2 separate regions of the Homo sapiens genome follow, and region 2 is linked to region 1. The links are chromatin loops, found by intact Hi-C in ENCODE. Cell type or tissue: heart left ventricle. All regions are shown on one strand. Links, peaks and the distances in the headings refer to the core of each region. The heading gives the core; the rest is flanking DNA. Region 1 holds the start of SSTR4 (somatostatin receptor 4). Region 2 has its middle 12 kb from the start of LINC01747.

Evidence for each region. Hi-C counts contacts between places; a loop is a spot of excess contacts. Peaks named below come from ENCODE experiments on the same cell type or tissue, not always from the same donor. Only the 100,000 strongest peaks of a DNase experiment are listed, where the experiment ranks them.
Region 2: it touches region 1 in a loop (2.8-fold over the local background); 42 of 110 quality-filtered maps call a loop at or near these places.

The regions. Positions count from the first base shown.
Region 1 is chr20:23,033,442-23,036,346 of GRCh38, reverse strand. SSTR4 (somatostatin receptor 4) reads right to left here and starts at 1,035. Exons shown (of 1, transcript NM_001052.4): 1 at 1-1,035. The coding sequence starts at 863. RefSeq lists an enhancer at 1-494. In heart left ventricle, for the core only: no CTCF peak of the experiment used is centred there; DNase peaks (open chromatin) are centred at 854 and 1,247; H3K4me3 peaks cover 581 bases; H3K27me3 peaks cover 2,500 bases.
Region 2 is chr20:22,696,324-22,699,228 of GRCh38, reverse strand. No RefSeq gene overlaps it. Among named protein-coding and RNA genes, the nearest start is that of LINC01747, 12 kb to the right of the region's middle. In heart left ventricle, for the core only: no CTCF peak of the experiment used is centred there; no DNase peak of the experiment used is centred there.

The DNA.
Region 1 (2,905 bases), core at 219-2,718:
AGGCTGGTCACGAAGAGGTTCAGCAGCTGCACCACGTAGAAAGGCATCCAGCAGAGCACAAAGACGACCACGACCATCAGCACCAGCCTGGTGATTTTCTTCTCCGAGCGCCTGCGCTGCTGCCAGCCAGCGCGCAGGGCCACGGCGCGCATCTTGCCCACGATGAGCAGGTAGCACAGGCCAATGGCCAGCACGGGCAGCAGGAAGCCCAGCAGGAAAGTGTAGACCACGAAGACTGCCGACCAGGCCGGGTGTGGCCACTGCAGGTTGCAGGCCACGGCCTGGCCGCCGCGAGCCGGTCTGGTGTCTGCGAAGATGGCGATGGGGAGAGTGACCAACAGGGATGCCAGCCACACGCCCAGGTTGATGAGCTTGGCCACGCTGGGCCGCCGGTAGGTCGCCGCGCGCAGAGGGTGCACCACGGCCACGTAGCGGTCCACGCTGAGCACGGTGAGACAGAAGACGCTGGTGAACATGTTGAGGCCGTCGACGCTGAGCACCGCGCGGCACAGCACGGAGCCGAAGGGCCAGTGGCGCAGGGCGGCCGACGAGGCCACGAAGGGCACGCTCAGCATGAAGAGCTCGTCGGCTACGGCCAGGTTGAGCAGGTAGATGTTGGTAGCCGTCTTCATCTTGGCGTAGCGAAGGATCACGAAGATGACCAGGGCGTTGCCCACCAGCCCCACCAGGCACACCAGCGCGTAGATGCACTGGATAGCGACCATGCCCGCCGCCCGCGCGTCCCCGGGCCCCGCCACCGCCTCCTCCGCCTCCGCCGGAGCGCTACTGGCATTGGCTGCAGAGGGCCAGGCCGTCCCCAGCCCTTCCTCGCCCCCGGGGGGCAGCGTCGAGGGGGCGCTCATGACCAGGGGTGCCGGCGCAGGGCAGCTGAGCGCGGCGGAGCTAGCGCTGCGCCAGAGAGCTCGGGCGGCGGGCCCAGGGCGGGGGCTGGCGCGCAGACGCGCGGCTCTTCCCGGCTACGCTGAAGAGCTGCGGGCACCGGGGAGCGCCCGCCAATCCCCGCGCCGCGCGCCCCACCGCGCGGGCGCCCGACTGGCTCGCACCGCTGTGGCCCGCGCCCCTCGGCACCCCAGCTCCTGGGGGTCAGCGCCTCACCCAGCCCTGGAGTCGTCTCCGGCCCCGCCCCGTTTTCCCACCTCGGTCGCCCCCTCCCCGCTGCCGACTCTGCCCCAGGTTCCCAGGTCTCCAGTCCGGCTCCAGTGTCAACAGCACCCCCAGCCCCGTCCGGCCCTCCCGGGGTCCCCCGCCTGGCTTCTTTCCTTCAGACCTCTATTCAGATCCCGTCTTCCCCAGCAGCCCTTTGAGGTCCAGTTCCCTGCTTTGCTACAGGGGGTCTGCGGCGGCGGGGCTGGGGGTCCCGGAGTCCTCCCTTTGGGTAAAGATGTGCCCGGAACTGGTCAGGGACCACCTGGAAGCTTGGACCACTTGCCTTGCACTTGACATCCCCTCACCCTGCCCTTTAATCCTCGCGACGACCCATCCTTGCACATGGCTGAGTCCCTTTTATAGAGGCGGAACCTGAGGCTTCCACTGGCGGCTTGGTGAATTTCAGGTCTGTCAGGATGTCCAGTTTTCCCCACAGCTCACCACTCCTTTCTCTGCTCCCCAACCCACTCTGGACAAGTGCAGATGCCGGACCTTTTAACTTCTGTGTCCGAGCAGCTGAGGTGCTATGGGCACAAGGAATGGAGACGGACAGGTGGAGGCAGAGATGCCACCAAAGAAGGCCAAGCCTGTGCTAGCTCCCTCGGGAACTGGCAGAAGCTACGGGAGCCGGACATCTCAGAACCTTCACCCTGTGACCTGGTTCAGTCATTATCCGCGGGTCTCCATCCCTGGCCACTAAAATGTGCCTGGGGAGGACTGTGGTCGAGAGGTCGGGAAAGAAAGGGGTTCCGGCCTGGAATTACCCTTCTTCTGCTAAACTCCAGAGATAGTGAGTTCACTGGCTCCTGGACTGGACACCCAGGAGCAGCCGCCGGCTCCAGCCCTAGTCCCTCTAGCTGGCACAGGGCACAGGAACGTTCCTGAACTGGGGATTGGCCTGGGAAAGTTATTCTTAAAGTAGCTCTGACTTTTAGGATCCTGGCTGTCTTTGGCCCCTTCTCTGTGGGATGGTGGCCCCCTTTAGCCCCCAGTACAGCCCAGAAAGGCCTTTAGTGGGTCTAAAATTGGCCACCTGGGGGGTGGGGTCTCAGCTTTCCGCTGGGTGGCTGGGACAGCGATGGGGAGGAGGGAGTCCTGTTGCAACTGGAGGAGGCCTTTCTAAGACTGGGGGGTGGGGGAAGCTGCCCACTGCTGTTTATCCAGGTGTGGGATGGGAGCACGGGCATGATCAGCACCAGTGCAGCCCCATAGTTGACCTCAACCACTGTCTCCAGTCTCTGCTACTCAAATAGATGTATTGGGAGGATTTGGTCTAGCACTCCTCCACTCTGTAGGTTGGTCTGTCCTTTCCTTTTTGTCCCTAAGAGAGAGACCTTTCACATCTTTGTCCTTAAGAGAGAGACCCTTCCCTGAGAAAGAGGAAGGAGATGGCACCTTTGTCATTCTACTTGGTGCCATCCTTTGGTGGAAGGGAACAAGAGCAACCTCAGATTTGGGAGGGAAGAGGAGTTTAGGGGCTTTTCCCTTTAACCCTGGTCTTGGGAAGACCCTTAGGTGGCTCCTCTGCAGATAGCCTTTCCAGGGCTTAGTGTGGAAGTGCTGGGGGCTATCTTGTCTTCCTGGTCTCCTCTCTTCTGCTGTCCTCTCTGCCCATTGAACACTCGGCCCCTTCCCTTTCCTGAGAAAGTATTTCTTCTTGTCCTGCCTCATGTGTGAGCCCCTGGAATCTTTCCTGTGCCTACTTTAGGTTTTTCTCCTAATGCTCCCCGATTCTGCC
Region 2 (2,905 bases), core at 210-2,709, 340 kb after region 1:
AAATCAGTGCACAGTTACCACCACTGCAGGAGGACAGCAGAGACTCTTGTCATCACAATGGACGGGGGCACTTGTGACATCTTTGTCCAAAGAAGGAGCACATTGTCCTGCCTGGTCTTAAACCCAGCCTCTTTGGCATAAAATTTTTAAGGTAAAATAGGTTCATGGTCCAAAGCTATTGAAACAGCATTCTCTGCCTCCTCACTTTGATATTTTTATCCAGGTCAGATCAGATTAAAATGAACAGCAGGAAATTCCATGACAGATGAAAAAAGCACACAAACTTAGACAAGAGAATTGTGAAAGTCAATTTCTATTTAACAGATATTTATTAAAGATTCACATGTGCTGACACTGTTCTGGGTACTTGAAAACATCAATGAACAAAACAATGCTGGCCCTCCTTGAACTTGGTTGCATCCTAGCAGTTGGAAACAGGTAAAACAGAGTAATAAGTGAGTAAATTATCTAGGAAATGGTAAAGAGTACAGCAGAATTGAGTCAGAGCAGAGAGGGTGGGGCAGTTACAGAATTAAACGAAGTGCTCAGGGAGGCCTCATTGGAAAGGTGGCATTTGGGAAAGACTCGGAGGAAGTGCAGGAGTGAGTCAAACTGACATATGGAGGAAGAGTGTTCACATTTCAGAGATTACAGTGGCCAGCGTGGCTGCAACAAAATGAGCAAAAGGAAATATCCCAGGAGCTGATGTCAGGAAGCAGCAGGACCCACATCTGTGGGACTTCCAGGCCACGGCAAGGAGTTTTATTCAGAATAAAACTTTTATTCTGAATAAAACGGAGGCCCTGAAGGTTATTAGCACAGCACTGATATCAGGTTACTCAAGTATTCTAAGGATTACTTAAACCTGGCTGCCATGCTGGGAATAGATTACAAGGAAACAGGGACAGAAACAAGAAAACAAAAATTAGATGATGGTATTTAGACCAGGGTAGTAGCAGAAAAGATAGTGAGAATTGGTCAGGTTCTCAGTATTCTGAAGATAGAGCCAATGGGTTTTATAACAGGTTTGATGTAGAGATAAGTGAAAAAGTGAGGTTGAGAATGCCACCAAGATGTTCCCTGGGCTGTTGGGATGGTGGAGTTTCTATTAACTGGCATGGAAAGGTGGCAGTGGAACAGGCTCAGGCTAAAACCCAAGAGTTCTGTGTTAGCTATGATCACCTTGAGATGTGCTTAGGCATCCAAGTGGAAAGGTTGAGTAGGCAGTTGGGTATATAAATCTGGAATTTAGGAAAAGATTTAGGTTAAAAATATAAACATGGAAGTTATAGCATACCAATGGTATTTAAAGCTATGAGACAAAATGGGGTCATCAAAGGGGAGTGTCTTTAAAAAGAAGACAAAGAGCTGACATTACAAGGTCATGGACAAAGGAGAAACTGGCAAAGGTGACAGAGAAAACAAAGCAGTGTGTGGTGTCCTAGAAGCCAAATGCAGAAAATGTTTCAAGGAGTTGGAAGCACTCAATAAATCTTTTCCAATGCTGCTGAAGGGTCAAATCGGATGAGGACTGAGAATGGACCTTTGGCTTCAGCAACATGGAGGTCAAGGTGATCTTGACAAGAGCAGTTAGTTGAGTTCAAGGATTCTAGTCTGATGAGAGTGGAATCAAAAGAAAGTGGGAAGCAATGAATTAATGACAGCAAGTGACATCTTTCAGAGTTTTGTCTCAAATGGAAAGCAAAGAAATGTACATAAGCTGGAGGAAGAAGGGTCATGAGAGTGATCTTCAGATGAGAGAAATTATATAAGCTTGTTGAGTGATGGGAATGATCCAATACAAAGCCAACAGCTGGCAACGTAGGAGAGAGAGGGTAGAATCCCTAACAAAGCTGAGACCTCGTGCACTAGAGAGAAAGGTGGTGTTACTTTGCGAAAGAGGCAAGAAGGCAGAAGTGAAGGTGCAAAGAAAGGTGGATGAGTAAAGGTGGCAGTGACTGTCTTTGGAACTTATCTGGTTACTTAAATTTTTCCAGTAAAGGTAGAAGCTGAGAGAGAGAATGGGGTAAGAGATATGGGGAATTGAGAAGAGAAGAGAAGAGAAGAGAAGAGAAGAGAAGAGAAGAGAAGAGAAGAGAAGAGAAGAGAAGAGAAGAGAAGAGAAGGTGTGACATGGCCATTTAGAGAACATGAGAGAGGAGGGACATGCAACGGCACTGCCAGGCAGCATGAAGGGCCTCAGGTTTTCACAGCCATGAAGTTGAAGCCAGACATGCGGCCGTGGTGTGTGCTTCCCTGCAGGCATGTTCAGCTGCACCAAAGTAGGCAAGGAGTAGGCAGATTTGATTTCACCAGGGTTGTGGGTTGCCAAGCTAGGAGGAGAGAGGAGCAAGGTGGTGTTGATAGTGACTGACCACGAGATTGGAGCTGGGAAAGTGGGGGTGAGGAATAGTAGAAAGGAGGATTTCTGCTTCCAACAAAGATGGAGTAACAGGAATCAGAGCTACCCTCCCATCTTAAAGAACTAAATAACTGGTTCTCTCTCTCTCTCTCTCTCTCTCTGTGTGTGTGTGTGTGTGTACACATATGTACAGGACCCAGTGATCTCCCTGAGTTTAGAAGATGGAGCTGGGAATCTGGGGAGGCTACAGCGGTAGAATCCCAGAGAGGTCCACTGCATAGATAGAGAACTCTAGAAGACTGAAAGAGGCACAGAGAGCTAGAGGGCCACAGAGAGACACAGAGGGCCACAGAGAGTCACAGAGGGTTACAGAGGACTGCAGAGGGCCACAGAGGGCCTCGTGGAGCTGCAGAGGGCCGGAGAGGGCTGCAGAGATCCACAGACGGCCACAGAGGGCCCAGAGTCCTCTATAGGTCTTCAGCAGAGCATACTTGAGTGTGAGGCAAGTGGGCAAGGCTGAAGAAGAACCATCAGAAAGGAGAG